Regions from separate parts of the Homo sapiens genome. Here all the other regions are linked to region 1. Evidence: read pairs that join two places in POLR2A ChIA-PET (ENCODE). Cell type or tissue: HepG2. All regions are shown on one strand.

Evidence for each region. Peaks named below come from ENCODE experiments on the same cell type or tissue, not always from the same donor. Only the 100,000 strongest peaks of a DNase experiment are listed, where the experiment ranks them.
Region 2: POLR2A ChIA-PET joins it to region 1 with 7 read pairs; 4 of 35 experiments call an interaction of 5 or more read pairs at or near these places.
Region 3: POLR2A ChIA-PET joins it to region 1 with 5 read pairs; 1 of 35 experiments calls an interaction of 5 or more read pairs at or near these places.

The regions. Positions count from the first base shown.
Region 1 is chr11:87,003,714-87,007,713 of GRCh38, forward strand. No RefSeq gene overlaps it. Among named protein-coding and RNA genes, the nearest start is that of TMEM135, 32 kb to the right of the region's middle. In HepG2, no CTCF peak of the experiment used is centred here; a DNase peak (open chromatin) is centred at 1,708; H3K4me3 peaks cover 453 bases.
Region 2 is chr11:87,221,103-87,225,102 of GRCh38, forward strand. All of the region lies in intron 5 of TMEM135 (transmembrane protein 135), which reads left to right. Among named protein-coding and RNA genes, the nearest start is that of TMEM135, 190 kb to the left of the region's middle. In HepG2, no CTCF peak of the experiment used is centred here; no DNase peak of the experiment used is centred here.
Region 3 is chr11:86,507,379-86,511,378 of GRCh38, forward strand. ME3 (malic enzyme 3) reads right to left here. Exons shown (of 15, transcript NM_001161586.3): 5 at 1,414-1,489. Among named protein-coding and RNA genes, the nearest start is that of CCDC81, 130 kb to the left of the region's middle. In HepG2, no CTCF peak of the experiment used is centred here; DNase peaks (open chromatin) are centred at 1,513 and 2,463.

The DNA.
Region 1 (4,000 bases):
CACTCAGACTTGTCCAGTTAGAACATGACATTCCTTTGGCCACTGTGATAAGTTCAGTGTATCAATCAAATTCAGGCCACTGTAAGTCCTATCCAAGACTTACATCATACTATTGGGGAAGAGAAGTTCTATTTTCTGTCATAATTAAATCAGGGAATACATAGAGCTAGAGCTGTAGGAACCACCACATAGAGTGAGGGCTACACTTTGGAGAGCAGATGCAGAAGGTGAAGAGATTTGGGGTCCCAATGACATTACTTGAGCCTTTTGATCAACCCCCATTTGAAGCCAGACTTCTCTCTTCCTCCCTTCCTCCCTCCCTCCCTCTCTCCCTCCCTCCCTTCCTTCCTTCCTTCCTTCCTCTTTCTTTCTTTTTCTTTCTTTCTTTCTTTTTTTGAGACGGAATTTTGTTCTTGTTGTCCAGGCTGGCGCGCAATGGTGCAATCTCAGCTCACCGCAACCTCTGCCTTCCGGGTTCAAGAGATTCTCCTCCCTCAGTCTCCCGAGTAGCTGGTATTACAGGCATGCGCCACCACGTCCAGCTAATTTTTTTATATTTTTAGTAGAGACAGGATTTCTCTATGTTGGTCAGGCTGGTCTCAAACTCCCGACCTCAGATGATCCGCCTGCCTTGGCCTGCCAAAGTGCTGGGATTACAGGTGTGAGTCACAGCACCTGGCCGAAGCCAGACTTTTCATAATATAAGTGAATAATTTTTTTTTAAAGGCAGGTTCTTGCTTTGTTGCCCAGGCTGGAGTGCAGTGGTACGATCATGGCTCACTGCTGCCTCAACTTCCTGGCCTCAAGCAATCCTTCCACATCAGCCTCCCAGGTAGCTAGAACTACAGGCACATGGCACCATGCCCAGATTTTTTTTTTTTTTTTTTTTTTGGTAGAGGTAGGGTCTCATTATGTTTCCCAGGCTGGTCTCAAACTCCTGGCCTCAAGTAGTCCTCCTGCCTCAGCCTCCCAACGTGCTAGGATTACAGGTATAAGTCACCATGCCCAGCCATGAATAATTTTTTTGTTTGTTTAAGTCAGTTTGAATGGAGTTTTCTCTCACTTCATACCAAGAAAGACTTAATGCACGGCTTATTACTACCTACATGGTGTTTTCTCCCCCAGACGAATCTTAACTCCAATCCTGCCATATTTCTCTTTATGCTCTATTCTCATCAATGCCTAGGATGGTGTCTTGTACATAACATGTGCTCAGTAAATGTCTGATGGAGTTAATAGATTGAATGTGGGTTGATTCTGCAACATTCCCTAAAAGTTGCTTTAGAAAAGCCTTCTGTTGGCCGGGCGCGGTGGCTCACGCCTGTAATCCCAGCACTTCGGGAGGCCGAGGCAGGTGGATCACAAGGTCAGGAGATCGAGACCATCCTAGCTAACACGGTGAAACCCCGCCTCTACTAAAAATACAAAAAAATTAGCTGGGCATGGTGGCAGGCGCCTGTAGTCCCAGCTACTCCGGAGTCTGAGGCAAGAGAATGGCGTGAACCTGGGAGGCGGAGCTTGCAGTGAGCCGAGATAGCACCACTGCACTCCAGCCTGGTTGAGAGTGCGAGACTCCGTCTAAAAAAAAAAAAAAAAGCCTTCTGTCTGTAAGTTTTCTGACTGCTGCTTTTGTCTCTTAATCACAAAAGTAATCTGTAGAAGAACTTCCAAATATTTGATCTTTCTGTTTGTTTGAATCCGCATTGAACGGAACTTAGTGTAAATATGTACTTGGAATACTCACTACGTGCTCCAACAAAACAGATTGGAAGATGCAGAGTGGATTGCTCTATCAGTGGCTCAATCAAATGAAATGTTTACTTTCTGCCCTTTGAAAAAAAAACCTGTTTTTTTTCTCTGGAGCATGATTCCTTTCACACAAAGCTACTGACATCCTCTCAAATTAAAAAGGGGTAGAGAAATACGACATTTTTCTGTTTATTACTGTGAAAACGTGGCCTCAATTCTGTACCAGAATGGCCATGAGCTCTTGCTGCCATGCCCCGTTTAGGAACACTGCTCTTTGGGCTGAGCTCATTAAACCTGAAAGACTCAGACAGACAGAAATACTTTTAGAACACACTGAAGAACAGTGTGAAATGATGTGTCATAGCTGTGAATGGCTGGAAAAATCCTGATTTGCTAGCATTAATAACTGCTGAAAACAAAAAGAAATAAGGAAACAAAAAACAACTGCTGAGATGGCTGTGTCACATTGAAATAGGCAAGGAGAATCTTCTACCATATCTTGATGACAAAAAAACAGTGGAGGAAATGCAGTGAGTCGATTATATTAATATTTCACTTCATCATAACTATAATGACAGCTGACCCTTACTGAGTACTTATTATATACTCAGTACACTCAGGCACTGTTCCAATCATTTTACACATATCAATAATGAGTAGCGACTGTTATTATCCCCATTTTACAGATATGAAACTGAGGTATGACGTAATTACTTAACTTGCTTGAGGTCACACAGGTTGTAATGGAAGAGCGAGGATTTATACCAGATAGTCTTGATCTAAAGCTTCTGTTCTTAACCATGGTGCTTTACTGCTTCTCACAGTATTTGCACAGATAACTTAATAAGCTTGTAGGAATGTAGGAATACAACCTTTGGGAAAGTCATCTTGCAACACCTGTTAAAATTTAAATTACACGTACCTTTATTTTTATGTATTTATTTGTTTATTTTGAGACAGTCTCACTCTCACCGAGGGTGGAGTGCAGTGGTGTGATCTTGGCTCACTGCAACCTCCGCCTCCCGGGTTCAAGCAATTCTCCTCCCTCAGCTTCCCGAGAAGCTGGGATTACAGGCGTGCACCACCAGGCCTGGCTAATTTTTTTTTTTTTTTTTGACATGGAGTCTCGCTCTGTCACCCAGGCTGGAGTGCAGTGACACGACCTTGGCTCACTGCACCCTCTGCCTCCCGGGTTCAAGCAATTCTCCTGCCTCACCCTCCTGAGTAACTGGAACACAGGTGTGTGCCACCACGCCTGGCTAATTTTTGTATTTTTAGTAGAGACGGGGTTTCAGCATGTTGGTTGGCCAGGATGGTCTCGATCTCTTGACCTCATGATCTGCCCACCTCAGCCTCCCAAAGTGTTGGGATTACAGGTGTGAGCCACCGTGCCCGGCGGATTAATCTTTGTATTTTTAGTAGAGACGGGGTTTCACCATGTTAGCTATGCTGGTCTCAAACTCCTGACCTCAGGTGATTCACTCACCTTGGCCTCCCAAAGTGCTGGGATTACAGGCGTAAGCCACCATGCTCGGCTACACTTACCTTTAACCCAACAAACCAAGAACATATTCTACAGAAGTAATAGATACATACTTCTATAAAGGATGTACATACAAGAATGTTTATTGTGATATTGTTGATGGTAACTGGAAAATCCTGATGTCCATCAATAAAGGTTGAATTAGCAGCAAAACAATTATATTTGGCAGGTTTATTTTCAGTGAATTGGATCTAGATCTATTGACCTGGAAATATATCCATGGTGTACCATCAAATGAGGAAAGTAAATAGGAAGTTTATGGAATGTGATTCACTTTTATCAAACAATAAACAAATTATACATATATACATTTGTATGTGGTTTCATGAGAATTGAGTGGAATTAGGATACATTGGGCAGAGAGTATTTGGAGGTGGTTAGGGGAAAGAAGTGGGCACAAAAAAGGTAAGAAAGACTAAAACAACACAGAACAATAGACATGGAATAATGTCAAATGAAAATGTCAAATATAAAATTCTACAGTGTTATTGCAAATATGTAGTAATTGAGTGTGCATTTAAGAAAAGCTAGACAATAGCAAGAACAAATGTTAAACATTAATTTGATTAAAAGGTTATTTTGTGAGAAAACTTTTTCTTGGATTTTGCTTATTTTTTAACATATGAACCATTAGTAGGGGGAAAAAGATTACAAATCATTTTAGGAGATGACTAAGTCTGGAACTCACAGGTGAAATTAAGGTGAAAT
Region 2 (4,000 bases), 220 kb after region 1:
AGAAAAAAGATTGAGAAGAAAAACCAAAACTAGTTTTTCTTTTTGTGACAATTTCTACTGGAATTGATGATTATCAGGTTGTGAACATAATTGAGGGGCTAAAATACCATATGAGGATTGCATTCTTCATTCTGAAACCTGTTAGTCTTCTTAGATGCAGGCATTATGAAAAAACCAGCTAAAGTGGAGACTAGACTCAGATTTTTATAGTATATTATTTTGGGTTTATTTAGAAAGTTCAGTGAATACTTCCTTTGGTAAGAGGATTCCAAAGGGGAATTGTGCACGTAAACCTATTTATTTATACATACATGCTAAATATTGACACCATCGTTGTTAGAGTAATGTTATTTTAGGGGTTAAAGTTTGTATAAACATTTCCAGATTTTAATTCCTAAAATTATGGTTTTGCCTGTAGACAGACACTGATTGCCTGTTGTGTTTTAGGTTATATGGACTAGATTCATTCTTGATGCTCTCTGTACACAAATTTTGTGTAAGATCTTAACCACATGCAACTAGAATACAAAATAAAAGAGAGATTTCCATGATAGAGGTAACGTCTGGTCTATAAATTTCTTTCTTCTATCACTTTGGAATTCATAACTAAGAGCTGATCCTGGATAAATGTGATTTTACAGTTTCACTAGATTTTCATCCCTATGTTTATTATCAAAATCATTTTTACTGTTGAAACAAAGCTAGCTCAGCATTTAAGTTTTTACTAATTGCTCTAGACTCACTGGATATTGAACAAAGTTGGCTGAATTTTTAAAAATATTAAAATTTCAGCCAATATTAAAATTGGGCTGGGGCCCGGCACCGTGGTACACACCTGTAATCCCAGAACTTTGGGAGGCCGAGGTGGGCGGATTGTGAGGTCAGGAGATCGAGACCATCGAAACCCCGTCTCTACTAAAAATACAAAAAAATTAGCCAGGCGGTGGTGGGCGCCTGTAATCCCAGCTACTCAGGAGGCTGAGGCAGGAGAATGGCGTGAACCCGGGGGGCGGAGCTTGCAGTGAGCCGAGATAGCGCCACTGCAGTCCGGCCTGGGCGAAAGAGCGAGACTCTGTCTCAAAAAAAAAAAAAAAAAAAAAAAATTATTGCTGGTCCGGGCATGGTGGCTCACGCCTGTAATCCCAGCACTTTGGGTGGCTGAGGCAGGCAGATCACGAGGTCAGGAGATCGAGACCATCCTGGCTAACACGGTGAAACCCCGTCTCTACTAAAAATGCAAAAAAAATTCGCTGGGCGTGGTGGCGGGCGCCTGTAGTCCCAGCTACTCGGGAGGCTGAGGCAGGAGAATGGCGTGAACCCTGGGGGGCTGAGCTTGCAGTGAGCCGAGATCGCACCACTGCACTCCAGCCTGTGTGACAGAGCAAGACTCCGTCTCCAAAAAAAAAAAAATAATTACTGGGCCGAGCGTGGTGGCCCACGCCTCTTATCCCAGCACTTTGGGAGGCTGAGGCGGGCGGATCACCTGAGGTCAGGAGTTCGAGACCAGCCTGACTAACATAGTGAAACCCCGTCTCTATTAAAAATACAAAAAATAGCTGGGTGTGGTGGCGGGCACCTCTAGTCCCAGCTACTCGGGAGGCTGAGGCAGGAGAATGGCGTGAACCCAGGAGGTGGAAGGTTGCAGTGAGCTGAGATCATGCCATTGCACTCCAGCCTGGGCAATAAGAGCGAAACTGTCTCAAAAAAAAAGAAAGAAAGAAAGAAAAAAAAATCACTGTTGATTATTGTTATATCACTCTCTAATCTATAAACTGTTAAAATACTTTTGTAAGTATTTTGCAAAACTCTATTCAACATCGTTACATCTTGTAGTGATAGACTGGATTGCTGAGTTTGTCATGCTAATTGGAGAGGGGGACAAAAGCACAGAAAATGAAGTTTCTTAAGGTTACACAACACAATTGATAGGTTATGGTCAGTTGTTTCCTTGCTATAATAAGCATAGGAAGCTTGAAAGGAAAAAATCTTGTGTGTAGATTAATTTGGAAAGACATAATCGAGAAGTCTATATTCTGCAGTAAATGGAGTTGAAAAGCACTTTTTTTTTTTTTTTTTTTCTGAGATGGAGTCTCGCACTTTCGCCCAGGCTGGAGCGCAGTGGCGCGATCTCGGCTCACTGCAAGCTCTGCCTCCCGGGTTCATGCTATTCTCCTGCCTCAGCCTCCCGAGTAGCTGTGACTACAGGCGCCAGCCACCATGCCCAGCTAATTTTTTTTTTTTGTATTTTTAATAGAGCCGGGGTTTCACCGTGTTAGCCAGGATGGTCTCCATCTCCTGACCTTGTGATCTGCCTGCCTTGGTCTCCCAAAGTGTTGGGATTACACGCGTGAGCCACCGTGGCCCGGCCTGAAAAGCACTTCTACAGTTCATCTGATTCAGAATTTAAGTGCATACACTCATTGCGCTTTAAGTCTTCATTTAACTGCATTAGAAAAAAAACCCCAAAAAGTCTGGGCATGGGGGGATCACCTGAGGTCAGGAGTTCCAGACCAGCCTCGCCAACATGGTGAAACACTGTCTCTACTAAAAATACGCACATGCACGCACACACACACACACACACACACACACACAAAATTAGCTGGGTGTGGTTGTGTATGCCTGTGATTCCAGCCACTCTGGAGGCTGAAGCAGGAGAATCGCTTGAACTTGGGAGGCAGAGGTTGCAGTGAGCCGAGATCACACCACTGCACTCCAGCCTGGGTAAGAGAGCAAGACTGTCTAAAAAAGAAAGAAAGAAAGAAAGAAAAAACCCCCAAAACATTATTAGTTCAGGACCTTTTCTGACTGAAGAAATGATAACGGGAACTGAGTATGAAAAGAGGAATTTGCAGCTGGATAGGTCCAAACCAAACCAGATATGAGCAATACCATGCCTAATTAAGGAAAGATTTTCTCAAATGAATTTTGGAATGACCATATGCCCAGGGAACTGGTAGATGGCTTGAGGTTGGGCAACAGGGCAGACTATTTGGGAGAACTAAGTGTTACTCTGTTATACTAATATGTGAGTAACGTACTCATGTGCTGTAATTAAAACAAGTAAAGAGATTATATGTCCTACTTGTTGTTGATGGGTGCTTTTTCTTGAATTATGTATTGGGATTAAACTGGCTATCAATATACACTTAAAAAAATGTGGAACTCAGTTAGAGGGCCACTGTTGGCCTTTTGTCCACAAAACCTTGTAGTTTAGTGAAGTAGTGAGTGAGTGCTATCTTATTGGCCACCTTAGTGAACAATAATCTTCATTCTAGTGATCTTTCTTAGCTTTTGTCAAATGACAGAAATCTGAATTGCCATATTGGTATGTGCTGTTTGTTATGTGGCCTTGCTGTGACCTTTCTAAAGTAATCTAGAAGCTCTTATTTATTTATTTTTTTAATGTCTCAGGAGGAAAAACATAATATCACCTTAAGCCTGGTTCTTATTCTTACTTGAGGTTAATGGGAATACCACCCTTTGGATGAAAATACTGAACTTACTACAAATTGTTCATTTATAACAAGCAGACTTCACATAGATGACCTGTCTACTTTGCCCTACTGAAAACATAATATTTTTTCAGCTGTAACTTTGCCCTGAGTTCATATAGCACCTTTCTTCTCCTTCTCCGTATGCTGAATGACATGTGAGTTTTTTTTTTTTTTTTTCTGAATTTGAAAAAGTAACATGTTTGGCAGCATTAGGATAAAGAATGATCTCTTGTAAGTTTATATAAACACATTGAAAAGCTTACTCATGCAGTTTATCCTCTCATCTTACTATATATGTAAACAAGTGAGGTTTTAGTTTTTGTTCATAATATTTAGATTATTTATTTTGGAAATTTAAAAATTATGCTTCTTACATTGCTGTTCTTCACTAGAATAAATAAGGATTATGGAATTTTCCTGTCACCTTTTCTTAAATCTTGTTCATTGTATAGGTAACGAGCTTCTTAACACAGACTATATTTTAACTTACTGTTTCATCTACT
Region 3 (4,000 bases), 500 kb before region 1:
CAGAGTAGATGTGTTGGAGTACCATGGCCTCCCAGGCAAGGCAGGGTGATGTGAGCATTGGCCTTGGAAGTTCCTTGTACTATGCTTGGTCAGCACCAACCCCTCCCCAGCTCAGGTGCCAAAAATGCCCTTACCACCCAGCCAGTGGATGTTCTGCATTTTTGCCACACCCATTTTGTTTCCAGAAGTAACAATGATCTTAGATACCAGAACCCCTCAAACTCCTCCATAGACATCTCTATAGCAGGAGGAGATCTGGGGATTTAGCCAGAGGCTAATACATTTCTACAAAGTTGCATGTTTTATGTATAAAAATTAACATCACTAGGCACGGTGGCTCACGCCTGTAATCCCAGAATTTTGGGAGGCGTCGATGGACAGATCACTTGGGCCCAGAAATTCAGGACCAGTCAGGGCAACATGGCAAAACCCTATCTCTGCAAAAAAATACAAAAAATTACCCAGGCATAGTGGCCCATGCCTGTCGTCCCAGCTACGGGGGAGGCTGAGGTGGGAGGATCACCTGAGCCCAGGAGATTGAGGTTGCAATAATCTGTGACTGCACTCCAACCTGGACGACAGAGTGAGACTCTGTCTCAAAAAAAAAAAAAAATATGGCAACTTTTGCATTCTATAACGTATATTGTTTGGTATACAGAAATGTTTTCTTCTTAAATTTTTGAGTAAAATGGATGCTCCTGGAAGAAGTGGCAGGTTTATTTTGTCATTCTACATTTATGCCCCTCATCCCCACCCCCACACTGCTGTGTACTCCCAGGGTACACATACCCAAGTGTGAAGATATTGTCCATCATAGGCTTTTACTCTTGGTACAGAATGTCCTCACTCCACAGCCTAGTCTCTCCACTACCTAACTGTCCACAGCCTACCCCTAAATTCAAGGCCCAGCTCCACTGTCACTTCCCCCAGGAAGTCATCCCTGAATCTCCTCAGGCTAAAAATCGTCATTGCCTCTAGAAGAACACCCTCAGTTCTTTTCGTGTACTTTATTTATCTCTGGACAAGTTCCACCTTGTTAGTCTTTTGTGCCTTTGGCTTATTTTCCATATAACATGTCAGCTACTCGAGAAGAGGGTCTATGCCTGATTTCTCTCTGCGTCTACCATGGAAACTGGCACCATATATTTAGCAAGGACTCAACACATGCTGAACATATCTTCAGACTAATAATCACAATAATGAAGGGCAATGTCACATGGATGCCTGGTTAATGCAAACCTCTGCTCTGTGGTGTATTTGTACTTGGCTATAACAGGTCTGTGGCTTAGGAATGGGAGGTAGTATGCTGCCTTCAGTGTCATAATGGCTCATTTTATAGATGGAAATGACTCTGGTTTAGGCTGAAATGATTCACCCAACAATGATTAAATAGCAATGAAAACGGGATCATACCTTAATATTGTCTTCTGGCCAAGAATTCAGCATTGTTGCAAGATGACCTTTGTCATGAATGGTGATGAACAGTCCACTAAAAGAAATAAAACACGTACACACAGAGAAACCAGGCAGTCAGATTAGGAACTGAGCAAAGTCCATAGTACTAGGTATTGCATTAATTAAATTTGCCCATAGACCTGGGCAAGAAAGATTCCTGCCCGAGGCCCCAGCAGTTTAGAGGGTCATCCTCTGGCTTTCTTCCAATTGCTTCTCTCCACAGGGCAAGGAGTCCATGGGGCCATGGGGTGTGCCCACATGGAGCCTGTGCTCCCCAGAGTCTGTGCCCTTTTTTCCTTCCTCTAGACCAGTACCCAAGATGCCAGAATTCCCTGACCAAATGACCCCAAGGCTGATTCCAGGGACTGTTTGGGCCTCTTTTCCAGGTCCCTCCTCCCAAGTACAGACCACACTGCAGTAGCTGGATCCCTAGGCCTGAGTCCGTGACTGAAACTTGGACATGGGGGTTGGGATGTTCAGACACATGTGCATGAGGTTCTTGCAGTGGGGGATGGAGCTGGGGATGGGAAGAGAGGTTAGTGACAGTCTTGAGCTACTCCATCATCACACACACACACACACACACACACACACACGCATGTGCGAAGGCAATGGGGTTTGGTCAAGAGCAGACAGATATTGGAGGGGAATCAAGCTTTGAAAGCAGGAATTATACCTTTTGGGATTTGCAAGTTTGCAGCTTTTTGCCTGAAGGCAGTCCAATCTGCAGGCAACTTGGGGCAACAGGAGGCCAAAGTCTTAATAGCTTGAGGTATCAGATAATAGAGTTGGGGCTAGAAGAGAAGCCAGGAAATGAAGAGGGGGTGGGTTCTGGAAGGGAATAAGCCGCGGAAAGGATAAACTCCCCAATCTACCCAAATTATTGGCTGACCACTAAACTATGCACACACAGGGGGATTGGCAAAAAAAAAAAAAAAAAAAGTACAGCTGGAATCTGAAAGAACCAAGCAGAGATTTAAGTTGTTGCTGATTAGGAGAGACAGAGTTGAGAATTTGAGTCCAGCCAAATCAACTCCCTCCTAGAACAAACATTACTCATCTGAGAAATAAAAGAGAATCCAGAGTCCATAGAATCTAGGGTACATTGAAGTCCATTGTAATATTCTGCTTACTTTATATATGTAAGAAATTTTCCATAATAAAAAAATTAAAACAAAATAAAACACCAAAAAAATCACTGAACCCCAAACTGTTCTTGACCTCCACATTTCTTGCCAGGACTGTTCTTTCACTCTCCTCCCTTCCATTGCCAAACTTCCTAAAAGCATTGCCTACACTAACTGCTTCCATTTGTTCATCTTCCATTCATTTCTCAACCCACTGCAGTATGTCTTGTCTCAACATCGTCCTACCAAAACTGCTCTTGCAAAGGCTACCAATGACCTTCACATTCCTAAGTGCAATGAACACTCATCAGTCCCCATTTCCTTTGTCTTCTTGGTAGCATCTGACACTTTTCATCACTCCCCTACCCAAAATTTGGCTTTTGTGACTCCATTTTCTTTGAGTTTTCCTCCTACTTCTCTGTGGCTCCTTCTCAGTCTCTTATGTTGGGTAAGTCATCCCGCCATTATGCATTAAAGTTCCTCAAAAATCTGTACTATGCCACTTTTTTTCTTACTCTTATTCTTTCTATTTGTGATCTTATAAATACCCAAGGCTTTTGGCCAATGACTCTCAAATATCTATAGACCAGCGTTTCTCACCTTTGGCACTATTGACATTTTGGGTTGGATAATTCTTTGCTGTGAGGGGTGTGGTTGTCCTGCACATTGTAGCATGTTTGGCAACATCCTTGGCCTCTACTTTCCAGATACCAATAGCACCTCTCACTACATTGTGACAACCAAGAATATCTCCAGACGTTGGCAAATGTCCCCTGGAGGAAAAAAATTATCCCTGATTTTAGAGCCACTGCACTAGACCTTTTATTTAACTGCCTACCTGATATTTCCCTGTGCATACCTCAAAGGTACTTCAAACTTAGCATGTACCAAACCAAATTTATCATCTAATCTTCCACCATTATGACTCAAAGACAAGAAAAAACAAAGACTCAAGACAAAACTGATTCTCTTTCCTACTCCCTTTCTCAGTGAATATTTCCCCGACATAACTAATTTAACAATTCCAACCCCTTGAAATCATCCTTGATGGTCTCCTCCCTTCTTTTATACAACCCGTTGCCAAGTTCTTCATTTGTACTTTCTAAATAACTCCTGGTTCAAACACTTCTTTCATCAGTAACACTACCTCCTTTATCCACGCTTCCAATATCTGTTGCCTGAAGTGCTGCAATAATCTTGTAACATCCACTCTTGCCTCTCTCCTATTTTCTATATGCTAGTGAGAGTGATGTTCTTGAAATCAATGACTCATTGTTTTACTTCTTGTGCTAAAAATAGAATAAAGACCAAAGTCCTCAACACGCCTACAGAATCTTGTCTGGGTCTTGCCAACTTCCTTACTTCATCTTGTTCCACTCCTCTTCTCACTCCACACTCTTCAGCCACACTGGTCTTTT